4 separate regions of the Mus musculus genome follow, and regions 1, 2 and 3 are each linked to region 4. The links are chromatin loops, found by intact Hi-C in ENCODE. Cell type or tissue: heart. All regions are shown on one strand. Links, peaks and the distances in the headings refer to the core of each region. The heading gives the core; the rest is flanking DNA. Region 1 overlaps Rgs5 (regulator of G-protein signaling 5). Region 2 has its middle 7.7 kb from the start of Gm39699. Region 3 holds the start of Rgs5 (regulator of G-protein signaling 5). Region 4 holds the start of Nuf2 (NUF2, NDC80 kinetochore complex component).

The links. Hi-C counts contacts between places; a loop is a spot of excess contacts. Peaks named below come from ENCODE experiments on the same cell type or tissue, not always from the same donor. Only the 100,000 strongest peaks of a DNase experiment are listed, where the experiment ranks them.
Region 1: a loop joins it to region 4, with 4 times the contacts of the local background. A loop is called at or near these places in 21 of 42 quality-filtered maps.
Region 2: a loop joins it to region 4, with 5 times the contacts of the local background. A loop is called at or near these places in 31 of 42 quality-filtered maps.
Region 3: it touches region 4 in a loop (2.8-fold over the local background); 6 of 42 quality-filtered maps call a loop at or near these places.

What each region holds. Positions count from the first base shown.
Region 1 is chr1:169,667,084-169,674,735 of GRCm38, reverse strand. The region is part of intron 1 of Rgs5 (regulator of G-protein signaling 5); the gene reads right to left. Among named protein-coding and RNA genes, the nearest start is that of Rgs5, 15 kb to the right of the region's middle. In heart, for the core only: a CTCF peak has its summit at 3,908 (motif pointing left); no DNase peak of the experiment used is centred there.
Region 2 is chr1:169,914,497-169,922,148 of GRCm38, reverse strand. No RefSeq gene overlaps it. Among named protein-coding and RNA genes, the nearest start is that of Gm39699, 7.7 kb to the left of the region's middle. In heart, for the core only: CTCF peaks have their summits at 2,746 and 3,947 (motif pointing right); DNase peaks (open chromatin) are centred at 3,818 and 5,228; H3K27me3 peaks cover 583 bases.
Region 3 is chr1:169,652,166-169,659,817 of GRCm38, reverse strand. Rgs5 (regulator of G-protein signaling 5) reads right to left here and starts at 4,317. Exons shown (of 5, transcript NM_009063.4): 1 at 4,197-4,317. The coding sequence starts at 4,240. In heart, for the core only: no CTCF peak of the experiment used is centred there; a DNase peak (open chromatin) is centred at 4,407; H3K4me3 peaks cover 1,160 bases; H3K27ac peaks cover 2,074 bases.
Region 4 is chr1:169,528,862-169,536,513 of GRCm38, reverse strand. Nuf2 (NUF2, NDC80 kinetochore complex component) reads left to right here and starts at 5,050. Exons shown (of 15, transcript NM_001355159.1): 1 at 5,050-5,192. Gm34624 (a long non-coding RNA gene) reads right to left here and starts at 4,937. Exons shown (of 3, transcript XR_373698.2): 1 at 4,417-4,937. In heart, for the core only: a CTCF peak has its summit at 4,196; a DNase peak (open chromatin) is centred at 4,963; H3K4me3 peaks cover 2,239 bases; H3K27ac peaks cover 1,364 bases.

The DNA.
Region 1 (7,652 bases), core at 1,178-6,177, 140 kb before region 4:
CTGCGGGGCAGGGGAAGCGACAGCTTATATTACACAGTGAGTGAGATGTTCTCCCTTTGAGTTCAGGCTCTACAAGTTACACAAACTACCTGATGTTAAGTGTTTCTGGCTTGGAAGTTGGGTCTGGTGAAATAGTTAAGTTCTCAGACTTTTGAGATGATTTGAATTGCTAGCTTTAATTGCATAATTATTGTTTTCAACCAGCTCTAGCCCATGGCTTCCACCTATAAGCACCAAATGAAAGCGTCAGAAAATGACATAGATCACTTTTTTTAAATTGTAAAGGGCTCCTGGAAAATTCTAGCTCTGGAAGTAAGACTACTACCATATAATATTATCTGGGATAAAAAATTGATCATTGGGAGTTGACTGGACAATGTATACAGCACTTGTGACTACCCCCTGCTGGCCAGTACAGAGCACTACTGTCAGAGATACAAGGTCTATCTTCTCCCAGGCACACTTCACTATCCAGTAAAAAGAGTCATCTGCCTCCTGGACTCCACATGCCTCTCCCGCTGTGCACATATGGAAAGCTGTTATTAATGTTGAACTTGACACAACATTGCATCCACCAACACTTCTATAAAGACGAGTGATACACTCTCATGTTTGGGGGTTTCGTATTGTTTGGTTGGTCCTTTAAGATTTAGGCTTCCTCCCCCTCCCCCCTCTTCCCCCACTTCTATTTCTTTGTTCTTTTCTCTCTTGCTTCACTGGAGTCATTTGCTTTTGTAAAAGGCAGGAAGGTGCTGGTTTACAATTTCTCATGCAAGAGCAATAGTCAAGTATGAAGGGGTAAAGGTAACAACAGAGTTTAAAATAGTCATTCATTTCTTGCGAATTTACAAATTGATTATGTTTTCTGTGCCAGGTAGTACATAATAAATATACAAACACCCATAGGCCTTGGTCTTTGCTTTTAAGATGCCTATAGCCCATTGAACTCTTCCACTGGGGTTTCCGGAAGGAAGCAGACCCTGAACAGATAGTCTCAGTTCCCACTAGGGTAAGTCCAGGAAACTTCTCAAAAGAAGCAGAAGTAGAGTTGGAGAATGGCCAGTTGTCACTCACTTGAGCAAGATCATTTTTGTTTCTTATAAATCTGTTAACATTAGCCTGACTGACCTTTCAGGGCAGAGAGAAGGCCGCGAGATGGATTGCTTGATTGTGAAATGTAATGCAGTTCATAGTACAAAGCGGTATTGAATGTGGTCATCCTGTCTTCCTATTCTCAATGGAGATGACAAGGGACCACCATGCTGCACCAAGCTTGTGACATATTTGGCATGTGTGCAAGAAAGAGTTAAAGGTAGAGAAAGGGCTCTTCAAAAAAAATGTTTCCATGTAAAGAGGAGGCCAACTATTTTATTAACTTGGGTTGGATCAAATTGTCTTTATCTGTCCATTTATCGATGCATTTTACCATAAGGATTGTTTATAAATGATCACTCATTTCCTAAGATGGTATACACACACACACACACACACACACACACACACACACACACACACGAGTGAAACAAAACTCTAGAGACATTTTATCTATATCAATTGTCCAGTGGCCATTTGTGTGTGTTATGTGATCTAGAAAAGACGTACTACTTATAACATCACTTATTTTTTGAAAAATCATGTTCTGATGATGAGCCTCAATTGGTTGTTTACCTGGTGTGTAAGATGCCCTGGGTTTGACCTTCAGAACTGCATAAACTGGGCATAGTGACAAAGACCTATAATCCCACCATATAGGACGCAAAGGTGGATAGATGAGAACTTTAAAGTTATCCTTTGCTCCATAGACATCATGAGATATATAATACTTATAATATATACACTTATGTGTGTGTTTGTGTATACACACAGATACAAGCATGCATACACGTGTGTTCCTCTTCTCAGAGCTGATACCTATACCAGAACACCAGGTATTCTCTTCCTCTTGGCCTTGGGAATGCAAGAAAGAGGGAACAGTGTGCTTGGGAGAACTCTGTTGCTGAGGCTTTGTCCCTGGCCTAGTATATATAGGCTGAAGAAGAAGACATTGAAAGCTCATCAGGAACTGACCTACTTATTCATTTGTAATCCTGAAGAGAAGGATGAGTACGATGAGTAAGATTGCATTCACTCTCACCAAGCAGTAACCAATGAAAATAACCAGTGATAAGGTTCCAGCCAGTCTGAATACTTGGCAGCCTCACAAGAACAAAGCAAGCAAGCAAGCAAGCAAAACCCTCCAAAAAGAAAAAGAAAGAAAAAAAACCCCACAGAATTACTGCATGGCTCTCAAGAGTTCCCAGAAAAGAGCTTCACCCTCCATTGCCTTCCTTCCTGTCAGAGCCTCACACAGTGTGGGAATAGTACAAATCAATGGGAAAGCCAAAGAGGTTCAAACTCACCAAATTCGTTTCCCGTTTCTAGATAAACTTGAGCGTATCTGACATTAATTGAATTTCAAAATCATCTCTATCTGGAGAGGAGAACTTTCTAATGTGTTTACCACATCAGCTATGGTCCCTCGCTTTCTTCGACTGCACACTAGGCCCTTCCCTCTGGCTAAATTACATTAATGCTGATTAACACCAAATGATTTGTGTCTCCTTGGGTCTGTTATCCTTTTGTGTTACAAGGAAAAAGAAAACTTGTTTTGAAATAAAATCAATTGGAAATGCCCGGTGGAGCATTTAATCAGAGGGAGAGAATTCTGGAGATGAGTCACACTTTTCAAGCTGCAAAGGTCTGAATAGTAGTAGCCTTGTGCAATGGTAAAATCTGTTCCCTGTGTGGGATGTTGGCCAGGGGATAGAAATCCCAGAAAGCCACAGACCATCTTAGTCTTTCCTGCCAGCGAATAGACTGGATGCAAGTTTTAACCTTTAGATGTATGTGTGCAAGGCCAGCACCAGGACACTACAAACAGAAGTATGGCTGGATGAATTTTTTTTTTGAAATAGAACTATATTCAAGAGAACTTGATTGAGAGCCGATAGAGAGGCTCTGACTCTAGATGTTTCAAGGATTAAGATGGTGTTTCTGGCCCTGGTAGTGTCTGGAACAACTCCAAAGGGCTCATTGCACACAGGAAACTACATAGTAGGCATTTCCCCATCGTTAGAAAATACTGATGGGACACAAGAATGAAGAGATGATGTGTGTTCTTGCTTCCTAAAAAAACAATAAATTCCTATGGAAATGCATACACACACACACACACACACACACACACACACACACACACACACACACACACACCTGTTAGCTACCATCTTCAGCCACCCCCACCAACTCCCTGGGATCTTCTGAATCTGACTGCTTAACATGGCAATCACCTAGCATGACTGAAGACACATAAAGCCACCAGATGACTGCCAGGACCATAAAGTGGCTGAGTTCTGTTTCTTTCTTTAAAGTAACCGGAGACAGAGAAGTGAGAAGCCGAGGCCGGCGATGAAGCTTGGTGAGTGCATGCCTAGAATGGGCAAGAGCCTGGGTAGATTTCCAGCCCCCCCGAAATAAAAACAAGAAAGAGAAGAAAATGGAAAACAAGATAAAAGCTGGTGGGCGGGGCTTAAGTGGTGCACGTATTCAATTATTCAGATCACTTATATAGGGTCTATTTTAATGAGAAGAGAACCTGGGTGTAAGGAGAAAACTTACATTCCACCATGTTAAAGAGACAGAGGGGCAGTAAGGGTCCTGTGCTTGGGACATATCTGGTAGACACAGGAAGGTTTAAGTCTAGACGCCAGACACAGTTCAAGAACACTCCTCACAAAGAAAGGCTCTCTGCAAGGAGTTTGGGGAGTGTAGGACCTCATTTTCAAAACTGGTTTCCAAAAGACTTGATCTTTTTTCCTTGGTCAGGGTAAAATTCAAGGCAACCCAAATCTTTGTTGCAGATGCCCCCTGCTGGCTATGAAGAGGCATGAGCTACAATTGCTGTAGAAAGAACCTTGGATCTGGCTAACCTTGCAGGCTTCTTCCACAAAGGTGAAAAGACTATGTGTTATCTTCCCTCCCCAATAAATACCCATGAAAACATGTCCAGCACACACACACACACACACACACACACACACACGCGGGCTTGTTTTCGCGCACAAACACACACACACACTCACACACACACAGAATGCTTTTTATTTACCATCTTCGGCTACCCCCTCTCAAATCTTCTGAACATGACTGCTAAAAATCAATGATCGATTCTCAAGACCAGGAAGAAGGCAGAACCAGACCATTTAGATGGAGAAAGACTCCACTCCACCACTCTACCATTTCCATCTGGCTAAAAACAAAACATCCATGGTGTTTGTTATAGCTATCCATCAGCGTGTTGCATGAGAATTTATACCTAATTTCTTACCTCATTTTCATAATTTACTTACAGTATCTTAGGCAAATGACCCTAGGGTTAGTCTGTATAAAATATCCCTTGATGATGTAAGCTGTAGGAAAGTGGAGAAGGATGGCAGAAAATACAGTGTCCCCGTTGTTAAATAACTGAAATGTGGCTTCAGCAATGACAGCTGTCTCCCAAAGCTCATGTGATTAATTACATTAAATGACATTCTGAACTATAAAATGGTTGAAAAAAATGGAATTGACAACAGCTGTCAATTATGACATATTTATAGAAAACACATTTACCTCTTGCGTCCTTCGAGCTCTTGTTACCTCCCACCATTTCCTGTCAGACTTAATCACAACAATTGCCATTCTGTGCTCCAGCTCTTACCTGAGCTGTCCCCAAACAGTTGTCACTCAGATGCCCTCACAGGCAAAGGCCACAAAACACTAGTGGGGGCGGCTCGGGCCCAGAAACTGTTCACTTCGTAAGCAGGAAGCATCCAGAAACTAGATGTAAAAAAATAATGCCAGGCACTGTGTACATATAGTCCCCAGGTAGGAGAGTTGGTGACACACAGATCCTTACGTTCTCACTAGGCAGACTAAGCTACTTTGTGAATTAAAGGCCAGTGACAGGCTCTGTCTCAAAAAGAAAGAAAGGAAGAAAGAAAGAAAGGAAGAAAGGAAGGAAGGAAGGAAGGAAGGAAGGAAGGAAGGAAGGAAGGAAGGAAGGAAGGAAGGAAAGAAGGAAGGGAGAGAGAGAAAGAAAGAACCCTGAAGAATGATAATGTCCTCTGGCCTCTCCACAAATGTGTGTGTGTGTGTGTGTGTGTGTGTGTGTGTGTGTGTGTGTGTGTGTGTGTGTATTCACACACACACACAGAGGTAGTCAACAGAAAACTTGTCTAGATAAGCTAACTTCTTCATAAGACAGAGTACCATTTCAAAACCTGGGCCATACGCAGTTTCTTCTTCTGCTCACTTACTTAACAGTCTAATGAGCAGCATCTTTGCTGTGAGCCTGCCCCATGCCACACACTACTACTTGTAAGAAAATCTTCTGTGGAGCCAAAGACAAATCTGTTAGCCTTTTAGCTGTTATACTTTTAGCTGCTCACAGTTGATACGCTGTGAGATAGGTGTAGGGCACTGGGCATCTTTCTAACCAGATATGCACTTCTCAGTGGTGATAAACACTTTAGAAAGCTTTTTAGAAAGTCCAGCCTCGGGTCAGGCCATCTCTACCTGTTCCTGCTAGTCTGATCAAGATCATTGATAATGGGCTGTTTGCTACAAATGACTTTTAAAAAAATGTGTGTTCCATACCAATCTCTCTCTAGTCATAGGAGTAATGCTCAGATTTGAATTGGTAAGCCCACTGTGGATCCCCGTCCATGTTAAATCAGGCTTGTAAAGAGGGAGCTAACCTTTCACTCCTGGAGATGGCCTCTGTGGTTTGATCATTGACTCTGAGGTTTCTTGTTGTCTAATATCAACCACAAGGGCATCAGAATCTCAACTCAGATTCTCTCATGGGTTAGCGAATCCTTCATCCTGGTGCAAGCAGAACACAAATACCCGGGACTTTGTTGCTACTGAGGAATGAATTACGTAAACACTTTACATCAGCTTGTCAGCTAAAAGTATGCGTTCACTTTGGTTCCATTGTAGGTACAGTGGTCCTGCTTTCAAAAACTGATGCTGACGCTACTGAGAAATGACTACTAATCTAGCTAATATAACCACAACTAACCATGAATAGACTTGTTTATCTGCCAAAATTGGTCTGGAATGGATCATCTCATTTTCCTTTAGCCACTTACTATGTGAGTGAATTTACACAAGCTGTGTATCCCTGCACCTCAACCACAGAGCTATACAATTAGGATGAATTAGGAGATGGTGTAAGAAGTTTCTGTGAGGAGAGCAAGGGATAACTGTAAAGGCTGGTCCAGTCCCTGGTACATAAACAGTATGCCATCGTGATGGCCACTGTGATGACTACCATTGTTACCACGGTCATCATCATCACTCTGTCTATTCATTTAATGACTGCAACTTCCCAGTGCCAGCTCTAACTCCTAATAGTCCTTTGACTTGGGGATTTGTAACCCTGAGCTTCTACAAGAGTGGACGATGATGAAGGCGAGGCCTGTATTCCACTTCAGTCTTTCTTCTCCATAAGGAGACACTATAGCTTCCTCCGATAAACAGTGTTGGAGACACAGAAGGAAAATGTGTGTGTGTGTGTGTGTGTGTGAGAGAGAGAGAGAGAGAGAGAGAGAGAGAGAGAGAGAGAGAGAGAGAGAGAGAGAGACTCTCCTGGATAAAGTACCACAATACTATCAGTCTCCAGGACTAGGCAGTTCCACCCTACTACAGATACACATTGCTGCCCATTTTCACACACGCAGGGCGATGGTGGGACTGCATGAGTGGAAAGATGGATAGACAGCACCCATAATAGTTCCAAACCCAAAGCAGCAGCTCGACCCAGGATGATATGTATACCCAGCCAGCAGATCCTGGAGCGACCCCCAGAGATGCTAGAGCTTCAAACAAGAAACTTAAAAATAATGGCTCCATTTAACATGATTCAAGAAGTTGGTAATTTTTTTTTGTAAGTAGAAAAATGTTTCTGCAAGAGAGTGAGATTGCTTAAATTTAAACAGGAGGCATTTAGGAGAATTTATGAACCATAAACTGTGATGAAACCTTGGAAACAGTGAACAGTAAATGTGGAGAAGTTTCCATTACCAAGAAAAGTCATCAAGGCCAGAGTGGCAGCCAGCTGCTTTGGATAACCCTGTCATGTGACCACCTGGAACCATCCCAGTGACATCATATGACACTTTCCAGATCCGCAGTCCATGTTATACTCACAAACAATCCATCGAACCCTGTTTAATCTCTTCCCTGCATTTGGCAGAGAAGACCCATCTGCCTTTAACTCGTAAGACCCTCATCTCAGATCATGGGACCAAAAGCAACAGTGAACACGTTGAAAGGGTTGTCCCTTGAGAGAAGCCAAGTAGCATACTGAGTGCCTGTCCAGACAGCTCGTATCGTACCCTAAGCAAGCTCTTTTTGCTCAAAGGAAAACACAGAATAGCATAGTGACCCAAGGCAGACATGGCAGCTCCAGGCTTCTCATATCACCTTGCTTTGGGTACTTCCTGATCTGTTTGCTTGTTTTTACATCTCTAAAATACAGCAGCACAACACAAGAATAATTGTGCTTACCTTTTAAGTATCGTTTATGAAAGTGAAATGAGTTACCATATGTGAGGCATTTCTCTCAG
Region 2 (7,652 bases), core at 1,187-6,186, 390 kb before region 4:
GTTTCTGGTAACAATTTTCAACCTGCAGTCACAGAGTGATCAGATAACAGCAGGGGCCACCCTTATTGGAGACAAAGTACACACATTTATTAAACCAACAAACTCCTAATCTCTTCGTGGATTTAATGAGTAACTTTAGATAACATGTCATCTCCTTAGTGACACAGTCCTGTAATACCCACTTCATCTACAACGCTAAGCAGCCACCTTTCCCCCGTGTTCTACACGCTGAGCAGAAACAGTGTGAACTTTCTGTGGCTGCCATATCAAGTTACCCTAACTGGCTGGTTTGAAACAGTGAAAATGATTTTTTTTTTGGTAGTGGAGGAGGCGACAGACTGAAACCCAGGCGCAGTAGCAGCTACTCCACCTGCAGGCTGTCAAGAGAATTACACCAGTCTTTTGCAGTTTATGATAGCTCTAGAGCACCTGTCTCAACCTGTGGGTCCCGAACCCCCAAAAGAGGGTATCAGATAGTTTGCATAGTAGCAAAATTTACAGTTATGAAGTAGCAACAAAATAATTTTATTGTTGGTATAGGGACATGACAACATGAAGAATTGTATGAAGGGTTGCAGCATTTGGAAGTTTGAGAACCTCTGGGTTAGAGGCTGGCTTGTGGGAGCACAATTCTAAGTTCTACTTGGAACTCTTCACAGGCTTCTCCCTCCTGTGTCTGTTTTTCTGTCTCTTCTTATTTTGTAAAATCTCCAGGCATGTTGGATTAGCCACTGCCTTGTGCAGTCATCTTGATTAGTTCACACTCACAAAGACCCTATTTCTAAACAACCTCGTCTCACTTTTCTGTTGTTGTAAAAAAGTAGTCCAGCAAAAGCAACTTTAGGGAGAAAGGGCTTTACTTTGGCGTAGTTTGCAGTTCAGCCCATGGAGCTAAGGAAGTTAAGGTGATGGGAGCAGGAAGCAGTTAGTCACATGACCACATCAGGTAGGAATGATGCCGGCAAGGCAGTGCTCATTTTACAGTCATTAGGGCAGAATGTTTGCTAGTGGTATTAGAGCTCTACTATAGCAGATCCAGAGAGCTTCCTCATCCCTCTGTCAAGGGAGAAGGGTCCACACCCATCTGGCACCAAAGCTGCCCATACTTTGATCTCACCCTCCAGCGAGGTGAGAAATAACATTTTATTGTTTGTAAGCTGCCATGTCTGTGAAGGTCTGTGGAACACAGTATGAAGGGGCTAAGCCAAGAGGCTGAAATCTGGATTCAGGAAGACATTGTTGCTTGGAAAACCCGAGTGCTTTGTCAAGATTGATCACTTCTTTTCATAACTGTTCACTCTTTAAAACAAGATTAAATATTATTATTTTAAATTGTTAGTATGTATGTGTGTCTGCATGTGGATATGTGTGCATGTGTGTAGGTGCCTGTGGTGGCCAGAGGGTGTTGGATTCCCTGGAGCTGGTATTCCAAGGTGGTTGTGAACTGCCTGATGTAGGGGCTGGGGACTGAACCTGGGTCTTCTGGAAGTGATCTCTCACTACTTCTCTCTTAACCACTAAGCCCCTAACTGTTCATGCCCAAGTCCCAGAGCCAAGGAAGGATTCCAATCCCTCTCTTGAACATCCACTGAGGAACTGTCTTTGCTACAATCAAGAAACCTCTTTCATACACAACTACCATCCTTGCTGGGTTGATGCCACATATAGACCTTGAGCATGGCACTGCGCTGGTGAGATAGTGCAGAAGATCAGGCACTGGTGGTGGGGGCTGTGGTGGCTGCCACAGGCTACACACCTTTAATCCCAGCACTTGGGAGGAAGAGGCAGGTGGATCTCTGTGAGTTCCAGCCTAACCCGGTCTACAGAGCTAGTTCTACAATGCTACACAGAGAAGCCCTATCTGGAAAAACAAAACAAAAGAAACCAAAAAGTGGCACTCAAACAGGCACACAGCAAGTGGAACGAAGGAGATAGTATGTGAACAGGAATTCTGTGAACAAGAAGATAGTCTATGAATAAGGAATGTGGTCAAAACAGGTCTCATGTTAACAAAATGATACTTAAAAATAAATATCTTGACCCTCACTGGTGTTTATTCTGGAATTAGCAGTAGCATCTTAGTCAGTGATGGTGCCACTGGTAATTAAAGCCAAGAAATAAAATGGACTTTATAGCAACAAGTCCAAGGATATTGATTTACACATAGAATCGCAAACAGTTTAAGGAAGAATTCCATTAGACTCCACGGTCATTGAAGGTGAATTAAGAGGAAATAATAGGAAACATGCATTGAAGTAAAAAATGCCGGCTGTTGCTCTCTCCATACTAGTCTACCCCATCACAATTACTGTTCCAGTATCCCCGAGCTTAAAGCCACGACTTCCTTTCTCTATCCTTACGGCCGAAACGGAGCTTCAGCGTCTGCCTGAGGCATCCGAGTTGTCTATTACGGTATGCTCTTCTTTGAAGTGTGGGGTCCAAGAGAGGGTGGCACAATTGTAAAGAGAACTATCCTTAGGGAATGAAGTGCTTCTACTTTTTAAAGCCAGACCCTTTTGGCCGCTTGTATTAGGTTGAGTTTGCCATAAGAAAGCTGCTCAGACCCCGCCCCCGGATACTGTTTGCTTTTCGACAGAGTTTGAAACCATTCAGTTCAGAACTGCTGAACTTTGAACTTGTATTGGAATTTAGGTGCACGGGCTACAGAAGTAACTAACCAAGGCTGGATATTCAGTCGGATTCCTTTAATTCCCGCCTTGTGAAAGTTTGTTGTAGTTTCTGGCTCTGGCACTGGGTGGCGCACTAAAACCATGTACCCTGCTTAGCTGCGTTGAAAGTGAGACCTGAAACTAATCATTTATAAAGTCCTGCCCCAGAGCCTTCGGAAGGGAAGGGTTGGAACAGAACAAGAGCCCCTCTCTGGCCTAACGAAGTGGCCCTTTCCAGTTCCCTTTACATTGGTGATTTATTTCGTCTGAAGGCACATACTGTTTCGCAGAGTTGGGCTTTCATGCTTTCAGACCTCTTACCTGGAAGCTTCATTTTTCCGTGTCAGAAGTTTGGAAGCATTTAAATTCCCTTCCTTTTCAGTGCTGTCGATTGACTTTTGAGACAGGGACTTGTAACCCAGGCTGTTTTACAACTTGTAATATTCCTTCTTTAACGTCCCAACTGCTAGAATTGCCTGTGCAATCACACTAGGCAAAACACAGAATTAGGTGCTGAGAATCGATTGTCTTTTGTCAGAATAGAAAATTAAATAAAGGTTTTTTTTGTTTTTTTTTTTGGTATTGATTAAATAAATTATATTTCTAGGAGAGGTCATTTTGAGTGAAGCTCCTAAAATAAAAATAAGACCTTTAAAACATACCCAAATACCAAAAAAAAAAAAAACCAAACCCCCAAAACTCCCCAAAAACCCAAAAGAATGAAAAACAATAAAACTTCCTGCAGAACTGCTGTTGTAGCATTTACCTACCTCACTGCAGACTTTCTTTTTCTTTTTTCTTCCTTCCTTCCTTCCTTCCTTCCTTCCTTCCTTCCTTCCTTCCTTCCTTCCTTCCTTCCTTCCTTCCTTCCTTCCTCCTCTCTTTTCTTTCTTTCTAATAAAACTTTATTGTTTCCAGAAAGCTTTACTCGTTACAGGAAATATTGCTTCTTTGAATGTTCTTTTTAAAATTAATTAGTTACTTCACTTTACATTCCAATGCCAGGCCTCTCCTCCCAGTTCCTCCCTCTTCCGGCTCCTGCCCCTACTCCCCCCCCTCCTTCTCCTGGGGGAAGGGGGAGCTCTCCCTGGGTACCCCACTACCCCCAGCAAATGTCGATGCAGGACTAGGCGCACCCTCTCTCACTGAGGCTCAGTTAGTGGAAAGCAGACCCACAGGCAGGCAACAGAGTCAGGGACAGCCCCCACTGCAGTAGTTGGGAGAATGTGGCCTGCCTTCTGTCTCAGCACAGCTTGCTTGGGTATGGTCCCCTGACTCCCTCTAGGTGGCGCTCTATGCATGTTCCCTTGGCTGTGGACTGAAGCTCTGTCAGGTTTTGCAGTTTGGAGTTGGGTTCACCCAGCAACCTGTACCCCACTTCACTTGATTGTGGTAATCCAGCTTCTCACTGTAAGGAACACCTCAGGGCTTAGACGTCTGAGGGGCATGTTCTCTACTTGGATGTAAGCCCACCTCCCCAAAGGCCTAGGTGCCCAGCAGTCCCGTCTTCTGTGCTTCTGGCCTCCCTGGGGACAGCTGTCTCTTCCACCTTTCAAGCTCTGCACAGGACGAGTCATTCTCGCCCCCCACTTCTCCACTTAGCTCACTTTCTTTACTTAAGACTTCAGCAACATCTAGTTCAGCTTAGCAATTGTCCTTTGTGAGTCTTAGAGGCAGACTTATGAGACAGCGAATGTGTGTGTGTGTGTGTGTTTAAATGTAAAGAACCCACTTTACAATCCAAGCAAAGCTGTTAGCAACATGCCCAACGCAGTTACCACCCATTAAATGGACGTTATCACTGGCTGGGGCTTTCCAATCAATGTGATTCACTTCATTTTCAAAGACCTGCTCCATAATAGCTGCTTTGTCTTGGAGGTGGCAAGAGTCACCTGCCTGCAATCTCATTCCCCTGGCAGCTTAAAGATAAGGGAAGGGGGACAGACGTCTAATGACTAACTGAGAAACAGCGTGCTCCTTTTAATTAGGAGTCACAGGCAGAGCTGCGGCAGAAGCAAGAGAAGGAACTGCATAGTTGTTGAGGAACAGCTGTCATTCTGGGCTTCATGTGAACAGAGAGGTGGGATTTCCGTTCATGAGTGGCCTCCCGCCTGTTTCCTGCCTCCCTTTGACCATCTACAGAAGGGGAGGACACAGGTGTGTTTGCTCGTAGACAAGTGCCCCCAGACAGCCTCCTCCTATAAGAATAGGACATAAGAATGTCTAAGGCCTGGGCTACCTACATATGTGACCCTTCCTAGTCCAAATGGCTTTATACTTGACAGACCCAGATGTTCTCAAATCTCTCACATATCCCTGTTTTAATGAAAGCCCCTTTGTCTCCAGTGTTCCTGAGAAAATAATTCCCAAACCGTGTACGTGCAGGCATGCACTCCTTACAGGTAGGCACACAAAGATGAAAGCACGAGGTAGGGAATGAAAGAGCCTGCTAGCCTTCTTCCAGAAGCCTTGTGCTGCCTGCCTGGGCCAGATACCCCCAGGCTCCTGAAGCCCATGGGAGAGATGTCTCCTGTCCCAAACCAGATGCCTCCCAAGTGTGTCATTACCGAGCGTGAGACAGCTGGCTTGAGAGACGCTGGTGTTTATAACCAGACTAGGCTGCCTGTTATGGCTCTAATGGGCTCTATGAGTCCAGATGGCCACTCCTTGGCCAGCTTACATCTGGCTGAGAATGCGGAGAAGCACGTAGCTGGCTGGAGTGCTGGAGATGTCCCTTTGGGGGACGTGATGATGGAAGGGACTTAAGGGGCTGTTTACAGCATCTGGGATTCTTCTCTCCTGGTGCTCAGTCCCACTGCTCACAACCCCCCCGCCCCCCCCCCCAGATCCCAAACGCACAGAGACCAAAGCTCAAACCAGACACGAGGCTTCCTCTGCTTCTCTTCCTGTGATAGCAGAACACAGGCCTTCCTCATGGAAAATCCACGCGGTCTCCACTTTGATCCTCACTGCGTGAGATTGTCCTCGGAGTCTGTGAGATTGTCCTCTGATGCCTGTGGTTGCAGCCTTGCCCTTTTGTCCCTCCCAATAGTTCAAAAGATCAGGGTTACTTCCCATTTGTATGATGATCTTGCAAACATTTATGAAACCTTCAGGTCACATACAGAATTTAGAGATAGGCAGCATCCTGTCCTCTCACATGTGTAAATCAAGCCTCAGTCTGTCTGTCTGTCTTCTTCTCTCCCGCTCTATCTCTTTCACTCTCTCTTTCTCTACACACACACACCACACATATCACACACGAACATATATATATATATATAAGAACACACACACACACACACACACACACATATATATGAACACATATCTATGTGTGTGTGTCCCATTTTACCCTCAGCTACTATGCTAGATTCTCTTCTGAGAACATGAAATCAGGCTGTAGCACATACTGGGTCAGCAGTAGAGACTTATAAGCTATTGGAACCAGGAAGAGGTTTGAACCCGTGCTTATTCTACAGACCGGCAATGGCAGTTTACAACACTCTATCTCCTACGCCTAGGGCAGCTTGGCCTCTGCAGCTTGATTCTCTGTGTCCTTCCTTATCCTAGCATGAGCCAAGTCTGGCTTAGAACAGAGTGAACTTGAGAGACGTTTCATGGCAGACAAGGATTGACAGTTGGCTCTGTTGCTCTCAGAGTTGGCTCAGTGCTAAGTTCCCAAGCTCATTGCTCTGTGTGTCTGTACATCTGTCTATGCGTCTGTACATCTATCTATGCATTCCAATGGGCTCTTCCTTGGAGGATGCTGAGACCCCTGGTTCTTGTTTCTGATAGTTGGGGCACTGTTTCCTGGGATTTTGAGACTTAAAAAATTTTTATTTTATGTATACGAGTACACAATTGCTCTCTTCAGACACACCAGAAGAGGGCATCAGATCCCATTACAGATGGTTGTGAGCCACCGTGTGGTTGCTGGGACTCGAACTCAAGACCTCTGGCAGAGCAGTCAGTGCTCTTAACTGCTGAGCCACCTCTCCAGCCCTGTTTCCCTTCTGCTTTTCTCTGCTCCCGCTCAGCATCCCATCTGCACAGTAAACCCAAGGCTATTCCTCTACTTACTCCTGCCATGCCTCTCCGTTGCATAGACCTGTGTACCTGCCTCAGTCCTTTGCCCTCACCCCATCCTCAGGCCTGGCATCGCTCAGAACTTTCCGTTCTGTTGCTGCATTGAAAGAATAATAGTATGCCCTTTCCTGAACGGCGAGACTCTAAACCATAGGTAGGATTGTCCCGGGTGCAAACAAGGCACTGTGTATAGCCGGGATTATTCTGAGATGGAGCCACCTAGAAGTTTACGTTAAATTGCCATGAAAGCTTGGCTCTCGAAAACACAAGACAGAATGAGGTAGAAGTATTGAATGCTAGTGGGAAATTGATTGGGTCACATCAAATACTTTCACATTTTATTCCAGTTGTCATTTTTTAAAAAAATGGTTAAAAATTAGTAGCATTCACTACTATTTGTTTATGTGGTTCAATAAGGCTATTTTCGCATTTTTATTTACTAGATGTATCTCCATGCGTCGTCTGTGTGTTCACCTGTGTGCAGGTGCTTGTGGTGGCCAGAGGATGTTGGATCCCCTGGGGCTGGAATTACAGGCTTTTAGGAGCTACCTGATGTGGGTTCTGGGAACTGAACCCCAGGTCATCTTGAAGGGCAGAAAGGGCTCTTAACCACCAAGCCACCTTTCGCAGAAAGAGCTGGAGTCCTTTTTGTTTGTTTGTTTTTTGTTTTTTGTTTTTTTTTTTGTTTTTTTCAAGACAGGGTTTCCCTGTATAGCCCTGGCTGTCCTGGAACTCACTCTGTAGACCAGGCTGGCCTCGAACTCAGAAATCTGCCTGCCTCTGCCTCCCAAGTGTGGTGGTGACACCACCGCCTGGCTAGAGCTGGAATCTTAACTACCAAGCCACCTTTCCAGTTTTCAATGAAGACATTTTTATTTTTAAATAATAGGTAGC
Region 3 (7,652 bases), core at 1,771-6,770, 120 kb before region 4:
TGCTTCTTAGGCATCCCTGTAACTGTTCCAGGGCTAAAGCAGATACAGGGATGGGAGGCTGCAGAGCTACCCTCCCTGCACTGCAGCATCCTCCTCTTTCACTTCCCCCCTCCCCCTCCACTCACATTCGGGGGCAATCAGAGGGTCAGGCTAAAGCTGTCTTGCAACTGGCCTCGGTCTTTAAAATATGGTCCACAGCCCACACGTTATCTGGGAACTGATTGAAACTCAAAAGAAAAAGAGAGAGAGAGGAACCGGCTACTGGCTGGCCTCCATTCACATCCTGCTTCCTCTTGCTAATGATTGATCCTGCCAGGATTAATTAAACTTTCACTCCCTTTTTCTCCAGCCAGCAAGACAAGCCATTGACACTGGCCCAGGAAACATAAATAAACTTTATTTTATTATCATCTATCCACTTTAATCTGTAGTTCTTATTAGAAAAGGAGAAAGGTATTATAACCTTCCAAGAACCCTTCCTGACTAAGCTTTGGGGATCTGAGAGCATAAACCAGTGAGAGGGAGGAGAGGAAGCCACAAAAGCAGCTATGATGGTGGACCCCAGGGAAACAGTCCAGGCTGTGAAGTTCCTTAAAGTCCAAAAGCCAAAGGCTTGCAATCCTGAGAAACAAACCAACCTCCTGTTAACTAACTAAACCTTCCCTGCCCAAGGCATAGAAATGCTGGCTTTCCTTTCACCTTCTCCCTCCACCCCCTCCCCCAGCCCTTGCAGGAAATCCCCAATACCTCATTATTTAGAAACAGAAAGGTGATCTTTTTTTCCCATTATGACATAACATGTCCCTGTTAATGTTTGTTCTCCCTGATCCCCTTGGAAAGCAGAGAAAATTGCCAGGCTGACATTGGGCAGCCCGGTCTCAGCTACTATCAGTCAAGAACTTTTTCAGGAACATATTTATCATGAGCCTACTTTGTACCAAATGGTGATTGTCTGTGTAAAATTCAGCCAAAGAAGGAAAAAAATCTTGTTCCATGCAAACATCTTTAGTTCTCAGAGTCAGGCTTTGGGTGAGGTGTTATCTATTCTCTGATACTGTAGCAAAATACCTGAGGCATCCAGTTCTGCAGGATCTGCAGGTCTTTGTAATCAGCTTGAACCTTGTGAGAATTACATTACAGGTGTGTGAAAGGAAGCCACCAAGCAGTGAGGGGAAGGGTCCCAAAAGAACCACCTACTAAGCCCTGGTATGGTTTGTATCTTGAATATCTCCCCCCAGAAATCCAAAGATCCATACAAAAATGTAGGTCTGCAGGAGATGCTAACGGCAATGAGAGGAGGTGGGATTGTAAAGAGGAAGGACCTAGAAAGCCAATGGTGTGATGTGTCCTCACAGTGGGGTGTGAGACCTCCGCCCTTCCATCCTTTTGTTACATGGGAGTGAGGTGGACAGCTTTGTTCTGCCATGCACTCTTTCATGTAAACAGTTCTGAAATCAAAATCAGTGTAGCCAGATGATTATGGATTAGAACTTCCAAAGCCTGGAGCTAAAGTAGACCTTTTCTCTCTGTAAATTGATATTAATTCTCAGGTGTTTTGTTATTGTGATAATAAACCACCTGCCACAGCCAGAGCTCTTAATATTCTATGATGCTATTAGATGGTCTCTACCATACATATCCTTGGGGGACAAAGCAAATCCAAACCATGGAATAATGAGTGAGGTGTATCGAGTACAGCTAAAAACTTGGAGGTGTCCCTCCTTGATAAACATGTACCCAAGGATCTCATTACAGATGGTGGAATATGAAACACAGTGAGGGGAGGGGTCCCATAAGAACCACCCACTAAGCCCTGCTGTGGTTTGTATCTTAAATGCCTCCCCAAAGATCCACACAAAATGCTTGCTCTGCAGGAGGTGCTGATGGGAGGTGGTAGACTCCAACAGAGGAAGGACCTTGAGAGTCAGTGATGGGATGTCCTCACAGTGGACACACAACAAAAACATATGTTGCCTGAGTGCTGGTACAGGTTATATTAACACTGGCCAAACTATCTGTACCCTCTTATGTCCTTGTTTGTATTTGCAGCCTGTCCCCTTGGCCTTAAAGGCATCCCTCACATCTCTTTCTCCTACACAGACATGCCTGACTCTTCTGCCTTGTAACAGTAGTTTAAGCATCATTTTCTTAACCCCTTGTGAAGTCCTCCCCAACTATCAAAAGCTCTGAGGCCCATCCAGTCCTCAGTCTTAGACTTCTAGTAGTACTCTGCATTTATTCCTCCCTGCTGGTCCATAGCACTCCGTGATGTGCATCCTCATTTACCTTCCTACCTGGGGCACACTATCCTGTGAGCAGGGTGTGGCTTGTCATCCAAATGCCTAAGAGATGTGCACAGGCTTGAAATAACTGAAACGGTTTCATCAGTAAGAATCCACAGTTTCTCAGTGGCCTCTCCTCTACATTATTAGTTTGCTGTGTTCTTAACATTATGAATTCCGCGATGTGTTATCAGCTACAGTGGGTTTCAAATGCATACATTTCCAGCAAGAACAACACCAGTCCCCAACTGGAAAGTCCCAGCTTTAGTGAATAAATGATAAATGTAAAAATAAATAAATTCCAATGTTGCTAATGAATCCAATACATGATAGTAAAAGAAATAATTGCAAAAATACCACCACTATAGCTCTCTAAAAACTATATTATTCCCATAAAAACTTAGGGCAAGAGGAGTAACAATATCAAGATGCCCCAACCCTTGCAGACTATCACATAAACAGCATCAACTGTTCACCCAGTGTAATGATGTAAGCTCCATCCACTGCATTAATGATGTTCAACGCAAATACCAAGTAAGCTAAAGGCTCACCATGCTCACTCATCCCTCTATGCTGTGCACGGTCAACGATCAACGTGTGACTCTCACAGTTGGAGAGAAAGCAAAGGTGGATCATCTGGTCTTCAAAGAAGTTGGGATGCCACTCAGTTCTAAGCACTGCACCTATCTGGAGCTCTCTGTAGGAGAGGTGGGAGGCATGGGGTGTGGGAATAATGAACAATTCCCAGTCCTGGAATCCACTTCTCTCCCCCTGGTCTGGTGGATACAGCTACAGATGTCACTGCTATTGGTTCCTTCTATCTTCATCTATTTAAAACATTTACATCTCTGACTCTAGGGAATATGTTCCATTGTTTCTTCTTTTAAAAAAATCACTTAAAATTTATTGCTGTAATGAAAAACGTCAAAGAAAATGTGACATTTTAAATAGGTAAAAGTCTTTGGTGGCCCATTAAACAGTATGACTTTCTCAGACAGACATTGACCCTTGGGGACAGAGGAGGCTGTGCAAGAATCAGTTTTACTCCCTTTAATGGTTGAGGGTCAAAGTAAAATCAATCAGGACTCTACAGAGCAGAACCTTTCTACCTACACAGATCATGTCGGGTATTGGGTTGTTAAGTTTGTAGTAAGATGACGACTTTAGATATAGGATTTTTCTATAGACCACAACACAGTCCTAGACAACCATGTGTCTCAGAGCTCCAGGTAATAGACAAACCCTGTGTCTCAGGGACTTTTTTTCCCCCAGTAACCAAGCTACTCCTATCTAATGAATAGGGAATAATGGGAAGCCCCCTCTGCCCCACTGCAAACTGCCTGCAGAGTCCTCATTACCCCAATCTCTCTGTGTGAATGAAGATCACTTTTCCCACAGTTTACTGTGTCAGACATTCTTCTGAGCACTTCCCACACATGACCACTCACTCACTCAGTCCTCAAAACCACCCTGTGAGATAGACATGCTTCCCATTTCCACTTTACAGATGTGCAAAGTGAGAGGTTAAAGAAATTGCTTCAAGCTACCCAGGAAATATGTAGGGGAGACAGAATTCAAACCCAGATACTTTTATTTTTCGGTGTTGGGAGTTACCTTCTTTCTAGCGCGCACACACACACACACACACACACACACACACACACCCTCTGGGGGTTGGGGGGAACAGCGCTCTGGTACTCTGTATATTAAATGACCATGGATTATCTCCTTTTGAATCTCTAGCTCAGATCTTTCCAAATCTCAGTACTGCTACAGACAAGACAAAGCCAAGTCTATTACCAAGCATCAGTTTCATCTCAGCGGGACCCCATCCCGCAGAGCCTCTGGGCATCCTCCCTTGAGTGAAGGCTCACCACATTTTCATCTCCTACACTGAAGAATTTCAGTTCTCACCTTTCCAGGCATGAGTGCGGCAGAGCTGCCAGTCCCTTACACATTTTGGCTGGCGGCTTAGATCCTCAACTTGAGCACGAACCTCTCAACAGCTGACCGTCTGTGGAAACTTCAATAATCTGGGGCAGCCTTTCCCTTTGAGGAATATATACAAGCTCTCTCACAGCTCCGTGGCTCCGAGGACCAATCAGCAGCCTGGGCGAAAATTGTGGGCTGGAGCTCAGCAGCAGTTTGCCTTCGGTGGGGGCTGGGAGTCTTTCCTGACTTCAGGCACTGCTGGGGCATGTTTCTGGTGGCTTCTGTCCCCACAGTCTCTTGTTTGTTTAGTTAGGGCTGTGTTGGAGCCTAAACTGAGATAAGATCATTAGTGCCTGAAGACTGAAATTTGACGTTAGCCAGAACGACGATGTGGGCTTTCTTTGAAAGCAAGGTACCCTGAGCCATTTCAGATCTGCCAAGGGTCCTGGGATACAAACACTAAACCCACTCACAGGGGAGGAAACGGCTTCTTTTCACGGTGGAGAGAGTGTTTAGCTGAGGATCTCTCATCTCCTGAGCACTCAGATGGGTGCTAGGAATTCCGAGGTAAAAGGACCAGTCCAGGCTCTGATGATGCAGGTGTGTCTTACATTGGTGCAGTTAGGTGTAAGCAACAACTGCCCTGGCACATCTTCACTAGACCTAGGGGGTCACAGCCTGTGTGCCCAACAAGTCCTAATCAGGTCTTTTCTTCAGTGAGTCCATTAAGGGAGCCAAGTTAATGGTGAAGAGCAGAAAAAGGAGATTTGCTCAGTGTGACCCTAGTCTATCTACTACAGGCCTGACAGGAGGGAGGGCATAAACAGAAAGCAAGGGACACACCTAGCTAAAGAGAAAAGGCAAAATGAGGTTCCCCTGCCCACTAATGTCTCAACATTGGGTCTTTCCCACAAGCCAGTCTGACACAAGGTCAAGGTCATTGCACAAGCTGTAAATCTTTTTTCCAGGAGACAAATTCCTGTTCTGGATGCCCCCAGGGCTTCAGCCGTTTCCTCTCCCTGAAGGAGATTGGGGAGAGGGAGGGGGCAGTAATAGCTTGGAGTTCTTTAACAGTCAGCAGTCAGGTTGTCAAAGAGGGGAACACAAGTGTCTCCTTAGAAGGTTTGTTCCTGGCAGATAAGTCCATAACCTCCTGGTCCCCCTTTGCTTTAACACCTCAGGGTTGAGGTGAGATAGGCCTGTGACTGAAAACAAAAACCCCAAAGGGAACAGGAGAAGGAACCAAGGTTAGAATACACTCAGGGTGTCAAGCTCCCTGCTAAGAACCGTCTCTGCATAACTCCTGGTTTTAGCTTCTTTCGGAAAGTCTGGAACAAACAAATGCATTCTGTTAGCCTGAAAAGGGTCTTGAGCAGGGCTGTGGTGGCACACCAGCGCCGGGAAGGCAGAGGCAAGCGGATTTCTGAGTTCAAGGCCAGCCTGGTCTACAGAGTGAGTTCCAGGACAGCCAGTACTATATAGATAAACCCTGTCTGGGGGTGGGGGGAGAGGGAGAGGGAGAGGGAGAGGGAGGGAGGGAGGGAGGGAGGGAGGGAGGGAGGGAGGGAGGGAGAGAGAGAGAGAGAGAGAGAGAGAGAGAGAGAGAGAGAGAGAGAGAGAGAGAGAGGTGTCTTGGTACTATGACATGCAGGCTGTCCTCAAACTTCTGTTCCTTGCCAGCCTCCCAAGTCGTGAGATTTCAAGCAGCCACTATTCTGCCCCGTGTGACTCCATTTCAATCCTGACAGCTTTCCTCCTTGTCTCTGCACAATGTTCTCTGAAGCCATGATTAAGCATCTGATGGTTTGTTTTCCACTGTCCCTGGCAACTGTATAAACTGACAGCACGGCCACTCTATGGTATGGGTAAGAAGGGGGGTTTATTGTAGCTATGAAGGAGAGAACAGCCAGGGGTGTCTAGAAGCGGCCAGAGCAGAGAGAGAAATTAAACTGAACATGCCCAGCAGACTGGACCTGGGCATGACAGAAGCAGGAACAGAGCTGAGAGGAAGAAAGGGACAGAGAGAGAAGGAGAGCAGAGATGAGGAGGAGGGAGACAGGGACAGAGAGGGAGTGACTGAGAGAGGAAGACAGAGACTGAGCATATGGAAGACATCAAGGTACTAAGGACAATGAGTAGCTGTAGCCACAGGGAGGGAAGCCTTGGGCTGGGGAAGTTTAGGGGAGTGGAGGGGGTGAGAAGGGCCAGGATGCTAGCTAGCATGGACTCTGGAATGTGTGACAGGTTCTCGTGAGACCAAGTGATCCTGGAGGCCAGCATGTGTTAATAGGCACCGCAGATAGCCATTTATCCCTTCGTTTTAGAGTCTGGGAAAATGGAGTTTCCTTTGGACCTGACAATAACCCCAATTAGATTCATCCTGCTTAGTCTGATTTGATCCCATGTTGGATGGGAGGAAGGAGAGATGTCAAGAGGTTAGTGTCAGTAAAACCTTTGGGCCAATTCTAAGGGAGCCCTAAGAGATATAGGAGTACCTCTAAGATTAGGGGTAACTGGGGTCCTTCTTGTTGGTTCTATGGGTAATGCCCTAGCACGCTAAAAATGTTGTTTAGGTTCTGTCGTGGTTTGAATAGATATCACCCCTGGAGACTCTTGCATGTAAAAGCTTGGTCCATAGTGAGCCATACTATTAGGGGGCATGGCTTTGTTGGAGTAGGCGTGTCCTTGGTAGAGGAAGTGTGCCACTGGGGGCAGGTTTGAGGTCTTAGAAGCTCAAGTCTGACCAGTGTTTCACAGTTTCTCCTAGCTGCCTGCACATTAAGATGAAGACACTGGCCTCCATTTCCAGCACCATGTCTGCCTGTACACTGCCATGTTTTCCACCATGATGATAAAGGACTGAACCTCTGAAACTGACAGCCAGCCCCAATTAAATGTTTTCTTTTCTAAGAGTTGCTGTGGTCATGGGTGTCCCTTCACAGCAATAAAGCCCTAACTAAGACAGGTTCTCTTTTCAGAGACTTTCTGTAGAGTGTCTTATAGCTTTTGTGAAGCTATAAGGTCTTACAAAAACATAATAACAAAACAAGGCTTTACAGAACAAAGAAAGAAACCAAGAATAATACTAATTTAAAAATGAAGTGCAGAGAGCATACATAGCCTGTGGGCTATGAGGCACTCAGCAATTAGGATGTCCACACAAGATCTGGCTTTCAAACATGCTCAGTTTTATTCATGCAAACATTTCTTATAATATCACATTAGTATAAGAGTTAAGCAGACATTTCCTTGAGCAGGGAGCATGTGGCTGGGGAGAAAATGCTGCTGCAGGTCCCTGGAGAGTGCTTCAGTGAAGATGAATCAGAAGTTTGCAAGCTCAACCCAAGTCTGCCATGAAGTCCTTCAGCTATGACAGGCCACGGGAGGATGGCTTTGGTGGAGGTCCCGGATGTCCTTGAGAGTGTCCAGCCAGCAGCT
Region 4 (7,652 bases), core at 1,800-6,799:
ATAGACTGGACCAGTAAAGAAATTCCTCCCGTCATATAATAATCAAAACACCAAATGCACTAAACCAATAAAGAATTTTAAAAGTAGCAAGGGAGGACTGGAGAGATGGCTCAGTGGTTAAGAGCACTGATTGCATATATAAAGAACTCAAGAAGGTGGACTTCAGAAAATCAAATAACCCCATTAAAAAATGGGGCTCAGAACTGAACAAAGAATTCTCACCTGAGTATTACCGAATGGCAGAGAAGCACCTGAAAAAATGTTCAACATCCTTAATCATCAGGGAAATGCAAATCAAAACAACCCTGAGATTCCACCTCACACCAGTCAGAATGGCTAAGATCAAAAATTCAGGTGACAGCAAATGCTGGCGTGGATGTGGAGAAAGAGGAACACTCCTCCATTGTTGGTGGGATTGCAGGCTTGTACAACCACTCTGGAAATCAGTCTGGCAGTTCCTCAGAAAATTGGACATAGTACTACCGGAGGATCCAGCAATACCTCTCCTGGGCATATATCCAGAAGATGCACCAACTGGTAAGAAGGACACATGCTCCACTATGTTCATAGCAGCCTTATTTATAATAGCCAGAAGCTGGAAAGAACCCAGATGCCCCTCAACAGAGGAATGGATACAGAAAATGTGGTACATCTACACAATGGAGTACTACTCAGCTATTAAAAAGAACGAATTTATGAAATTCCTAGCCAAATGGATGGACCTGGAGGGCATCATCCTGAGTGAGGTAACACATTCACAAAGGAACTCACACAATATGTACTCACTGATAAGTGGATATTAGCCCCAAACCTAGGATACCCAAGATATAAGATACAATTTGCTAAACACATGAAACTCAAGAAGAATGAAGACTGAAGTGTGGACACTATGCCCCTCCTTAGAATTGGGAACAAAACACCCATGGAAGGAGTTACAGGGACAAAGTTTGGAGCTGAGATGAAAGGATGGACCATGTAGAGACTGCCATATCCAGGGATCCACCCCATAATCAGCATCCAAACGCTGACACCATTGCATACACTAGCAAGATTTTATTGAAAGGACCCAGATGTAGCTGTCTCTTGTGAGACTATGCCGGGGCCTAGCAAACACAGAAGTGGATGCTCACAGTCAGCTAATGGATGGATCACAGGGCTCCCAATGGAGGAGCTAGAGAAAGTAGCCAAGGAGCTAAAGGGATCTGCAACCCTATAGGTGGAACAACATTATGAACTAACCAGTACCCGTGACCTCTTGTCTTTAGCTGCATATGTATCAAAAGATGGCCTAGTCGGCCATCACTGGAAAGAGAGGCCCATTGGACTTGCAAATTTTATATGCCCCAGTACAGGGGAACGCCAGGGCCAAAAAGAGGGAGTGGGTGGGTAGGGGAGTGGGGGTGGGTGGTTATGGGGGACTTTTGGTATAGCATTGGAAATGTAAATGAGCTAAATACCTAATAAAAAATGGAAAAAAAAAGCACTGATTGCTTTTCCGAAGGTCCTGAGTTCAAATCCCAGCAACCACATGGTGGCTCACAACCATCCGCAATGAGATCTGATGCCCTCTTCTGGGGTATCTGAAGACAGCTACAGTGTACTTAGATATAATAAATAAATAGATAAATAGGTAAATAAATACATCTTTTAAAAAGCAGCAAGGGGGAAAAGGTCAAGTAACATATAAAGGTAAACCTATCAGAATTACACAAGACTTCTCACGAGAGACTATGAAAGCTAGAAGATCCTGGGCAGATGTCATACAGACCCTAAGAGAACAGCCAAGCTACTATATTCAGCAACACTCTCAGATATTCCATGAAAAAACCAAATTTACACAATATCTTTCCACAAATCCAGCCCTACAAAGGATAATAAATGGAAACCAACAACACAAGGAGTGAAACTACACCCTAGAAGAAGCAAGAAATAGTCTTTCAACAAGCCTACACAAAAATAATTCCACCTCTAACAAGAAAATTAACAGGAAGTAACATTCACTTTTCCTTACTATCTCTCAGTATGAAAATTAATGTTGCCAACATATCATAATCAATTGAAATTCAAAAGTATGGGAATTAGAAATTTGTCAGCTGTCAACCTGTTGTTTCTCTAATTTTGTAATGGGAGAAAGACGTCCAATATTGTACAATCCATATACACTTTCTGCTTATTTGTACATGACAGGGTCTTTCTGTGTGCCACATAATGGTCTTGAAATCATGCTTCTCCTATCTCAGCCTCTCTATTAGTAGGATTGTTTATGTGATGTTTTTACACTATACTATGGTTTTTAGAACAGCTTACATATTCCAAAATGATTTATACAGCCAAAAGAAATGTAGACAATTAACTTGGGAGGTGGCTTGTAAGAGAATAGCAAAGAGTGAGAATGAAGGCATTGCTTGGTATTTATAATTATTGTATCAATTTTGAAGAAGAGGACTTTATAAGTTACTCTTATTCTGAGATGAATGTTTTTCAAAATCATCACAGCCAATGAACCAGAATCTTACCCTCACCTAACGTCTGTGCCACCCTCCAATCAGACCCATTGTTCATTGAAACAGTTGATGAATGACTTCATGGATAGACCATCTTAATACACACACCATTTCTTAAATGAATGTAACTTGTTCCCTGTGGGCTGAGAATGATGATAATCACTCAAGTCAAATAGCTTTGACCATAGCAGGATACCTGTATCCAAAAATCGTGTCTACAATTCATTCCTTGGAGCAGCAGAACTGTCAACTCTTGGCTTAGCTACTATGGAGGTAAAATTCTTTGGTGATGTGAGGGTCATTCAAGTACAACCTTATTACAATGAACTTCGATGTCCAAAAACTGTTCTTATTTTGTGTGTGTACCCCAGTAAGAGTCAAGATTTTCAGCTGTACTAAATAAAAACAAAGACTTCATCTATTTATGATCATTTAAAAAACTAAAAGTGATATATTATTTAAAATATTATTTTAAATATCATACAGTTAATATATTTGGAGTTACTTAAAATTTATATTGAGAAAAACACGTGTATTTTCAGTATTGCTGTAGACAAACATCTACATAAGACTGTTCAATTGATTGTTGTTTTATATCAGACAACTTTGATAATGCTCATTATTTTGTTAAAATTTAAAACATTTTTAAATTTTATAAATTTTAAAGAATATGATAACAAATGAAAGGTATTGAAGGTTTTGAATGGGGGGAGGCTCTCCTGGAGGAGTTGGGGAACAAAAGGGAAAGAAGAATGTGATGTAAGTCTATTTACTCAAAATATGTTTTTAGATGGTAACAAATTCAAATAAATTGAAGTTATATATCTTTTCTATCAAAAAATAGAATATATTAAGTTTTATTCTTTTTTTGTTTCCAGAGTCTCCTTATATATAACTCTGGCTGGTTTGGAACTCACCATGAAGATCAGGCTAATACTATCTAGACCAGGCTTGGCCTCAAACTCGTAGAGATCTGCCTGCCTCTCCCTGTGGAGTACTGACATTAGAGGCAAGCACAACCATGGTTTGAAGAGTACATTACTTTTAAAATTTTTCTGAGAAATCCTTGTCAGCTCCCTTGAAATACTGTTAACACCACGGGCTCTCATAAAGTCAACACTGGAAATTTACTAGAACATAAAATTTGAATTAATAAAAACACTGAGCAAGTATTTTCATGATATTAAATATGTTTGACTGATGATTCAGAATGGTGTTTATATAAACTACATTAAAATAATATAACTTCATGTACACGTTGAGGAAAGTATTTTAAGGGGTTAAAGCACAATGCCAGGTCTGTGGTTCCTTGTATTTATTTAGAGTTCACCACAAACAGCGAATGTTAGGTATTTTACAGTTTCAGACTAGTACTGCATAAAGTATTTCAAATGTATAGCTCAATTTCCAAAATCTTTCCTAAAGATGAACGTGACTGAAGAGGCAAACAGATTAACAAGAATGATTAGAGAGAAATAAAATGCAGACAACTACTTGAATTCAATGCTATTTTTCTTCTTAAGCCAGGACTGTAAACATGTACTTTAAAGCCCATAAATTTAGAAAAAAAAAATTTTTAATCCAGAACATTGTGTCCGATGTTTATCTCTGTAGTTTTGATTACTGGAAAGAAATGGAATGAAATTCTCAGTAATGTTAAAATCAATGCAGCAGCGCCGCCCAGTGAATAAACCGGATATAAAGCTACGTTGCCAGAATTCTCCATGTTAAATTGTACTGTATTTTCAGTGTAGCCATGTTCCATCTACTTATATGAAACTATGTTCTATAATATTGGCTCAAGAATATAACAATTAAAATCTTACCTATTTATTAAAAAAATCAAGTAGTAAAGGTACTCAAAGGATATTAAAACACCCGTGAATAGAGAGTTCTGTATATTCTTTGTTACCTGTAATGTCAGTAAGCCACAGAAATGGCTCACCGATGAGATGAACTAGTGGTTTTGCTCATGTTTGGCAAGTGTAGAATCATATTCCAGTACGTTTATGCTTCTAGATTTATTATCCTATATTGAGTCCTCAAAGTGAGTAAATTAAAGATTTAAATTGGACGTCCTTAACAATGTCTATCCATCCATTCGCTGCCCCGCCCTCAAGCTTTCATGGACCTAAGGAGAAATGATGTGTACAAATATCCAGTGAGGTCAAAATTTGACCCCATCAATGCTTATCAAACAGTAAGACTGTTACTACTACTCCTGGATTCTCTATAATGCCTTTGATTAATTTGGGAACAACACATCCTCTATTGCCTGTTACTCTCTGAGCCTAAGAGAAGGGGCTAGAAACCGTCTGTCTGCCTGCTCGCTATCAGGTACGCTGAAGGCAAAGTTCCAGTCTGGGACAACCCGGTAAACACATCCCGGAACTCCTCCCCCTAACTGCTGCGCTTCCTGGTCTGGCGGAATCGCGGTTCCGGCTAGAAACTATAACCCTGAAGAATGATTCCGCTGATCTGGAGCCTGGCTCGCTGCGCAACTCGTCAAGTCCCACCCACCGTGGGTCTTCTGAGCCTTCTCGGCATCCGTCGCGAAGGAAGCGCGCTGTGCGGAAAGGGGCCGGCCTCACAAAAAAAGGCGGCCGGTTTGAAAAATGACAACGGTCAGCGGCTTTCGGTTGGACGCTCGGTTTTTAACTGTTTTTCCGTGAGCTGCTAGGCCTCCAGGTGAGTTTGAGCGGGTGAGCGTTGGAGGGCCGGGTGCAAGGCCAAGGATCGGGGCATCTGGGTTTACTAACTTGTGTGTTGATTTGACAGGCTCATCTATCCCAGGTTGGTCTCGAACCCCTATATTCCTGAGACTAGCCTTTTTTTATTTATTTATTTAACTTTATTTGTAATTCAATTTTTTTACACTTCATATTCCATTCCCCGCCCCTCCCCATCCACCCTCCGACTGATCCACATCCCAAACTCCTCCCCTCCCCACCCTGTCTCCACATGGATGCCCCCACCCCACCTGATCTCTAAACTCCCTGGGGCCTCCACTCTCTTGAGGGTTAGGTGTATCATCTCTGAATGAACACAGACCCGGCAGTCCTCTATGTGTGTTGGGGGCCTCATATCTGCTGGTGTATGCTGTCTGTTTGGTGGTCCAGTGTTTGAGAGATCTCAGGGATCCAGATTAATTGAGATTGCTAGTCCCCTTACAGGATCGTCCTCCTCAGCTTCTTTCAGCCATCCCTAATTCAACAACAGGGATCAGCTGCTTCTGTCCATTGGTTGGGTGCAAATATCTGCATCTGACTCTTTCAGCTGCTTGTTGGGTCTTTCGGAGGGCAGTCATGTTAGATCCCTTTTTGTGAGCGCTTCATAGCCTCAGTAGTAGTGTCAGGCCTTGGGACTGCCCCTTGAGCTGGATCCCACTTTGGGCCTGTCACTGGACCTTCTTTTTCACAGGCTCCTCTCCATTTCCATCCCTGGAATTCTTTCAGAGAGAAACAATTATGGGTCAGAGGTGTGACAGTGGGATGGCAACCCCATCCCTCACTTGATGTCCTGTCTTTCTGCTGGAGGTGGGCTCTATAAGTTCCCTCTCCCTACTGCCGGGCATTTCATCAAAGGTCCCTTCCTATGAGTCCTGGGAGTCTCTCACCTCCCATCTCTCAAGTGCTGACTTTACGGGCATGAGCCACAAGAATGGCGTCAGTGTGACTTGTTTGAATGCTTGCCAATTTTTTATGTATCTCCATTGCGCCACCATCTCTGGATTAAACCAAGAACCATTTATCAAAAGGCGAAAATATCATAATCCAAAAGTCAGGGAGCTGAATGTACCTGGATCTACGTGGGTGTAACACAAAGCCTTCCCCGTATTTTCCAGGAATGCTTTATCTAGTTCCTCAGAATTGGGAGTTGCTTGCTTAAGTTTGCATTGCAAAGCCAGTTGTATATAATGTAAGTTATGTTGTGCTTAGCACTGAAGTGTTACATATAACGGAGAAATGGGAGCTCCTAGAGGTAATTGTCCTATTTGAACTAAAATGTCAGAGAGCTGTTTTACTGTATATAAAGTATATAGTATCTTTATAGTTAGATGGCCTCTTTCTCTGTATACGCAACACACACACACACACACACACACACAGGAGTTGGAACTGAAATTGCACTATTAAAATGAACACAATTTGCTTCTGAGAAGAGAGCATTATTACTTCTAAGTGCAGTTGTGAGCCTCTGGGTAGCTTTACGTTGGGAAATTGATCCTCAGAAATTCTCAGGCAGGTGTAACACAACATTGGACACTTAGGAGAAGACTTGGAAGGCATTAACTTGGACCAGAAAGAGCATGAGATTATTAAAGGCTTTGGCAACTTCAGTGGGAAAGGCTGGGATTTGTGTGGTAGGTAAGCCCTTTGTACGTTTGTAAGGGTTTGATGGTTTATAAGAATTACCCTGACAGTAGTGTATATCACATCAGCAGAGAGGGGTGTGTGATTATGATTTTATACCCACGTTTTCTGTTATTAATCTATCTCTAATCTAGGTGTGGCTTGTTTTTTTTCTCAAGTAACCCCTTATGTTCTTATAAACAATTTCAAAAACTGAGATGCAGATGAAAAATATTGAATGCTTAATTCAATTTTTTTGCCTCTGAAAGCTTGATGGTTTCAATTGAAGAAATAAACTGACCTCAGGATACGGAACAGAAAAGCCCAGAATCTGATATGTGCCTGAACCCAAAGGAGGACTTGCTACTCGAGCGCAGAAAGAGATTAGTGAGGGGCATGAACTTCTGTAGGGAAAGAGGGTGACTGGAGAGTTACAGCTGTGGCTAGAGGGGATACACAGTAAACGGAGGCTGCCTTGCCATACTGATGGAGTCTCTCATGTCATTGTCCTGATTGTCCTGTAGTGACCTGTACCTGGGCAGGGATCAGAAATGGCTTTTTTTTTTTTTTTTTTTTTTTTTGGTTTTTCCAGACAGGGTTTCTCTCTGTGTAGCCCTGGCTGTCCTGGAACTCACTCTGTAGACCAGGCTGGCCTCGAACTCAGAAATCCGCCTGCCTCTGCCTCCCGAGTGCTGGGATTAAAGGCGTGTGCCACCACGCCCGGCTGTAAATTGTCTTGTTTTCAGGCTGAGATCTCTCTATGCAGAGAGGAAACTTTCCCATAGAGAAACCTCTG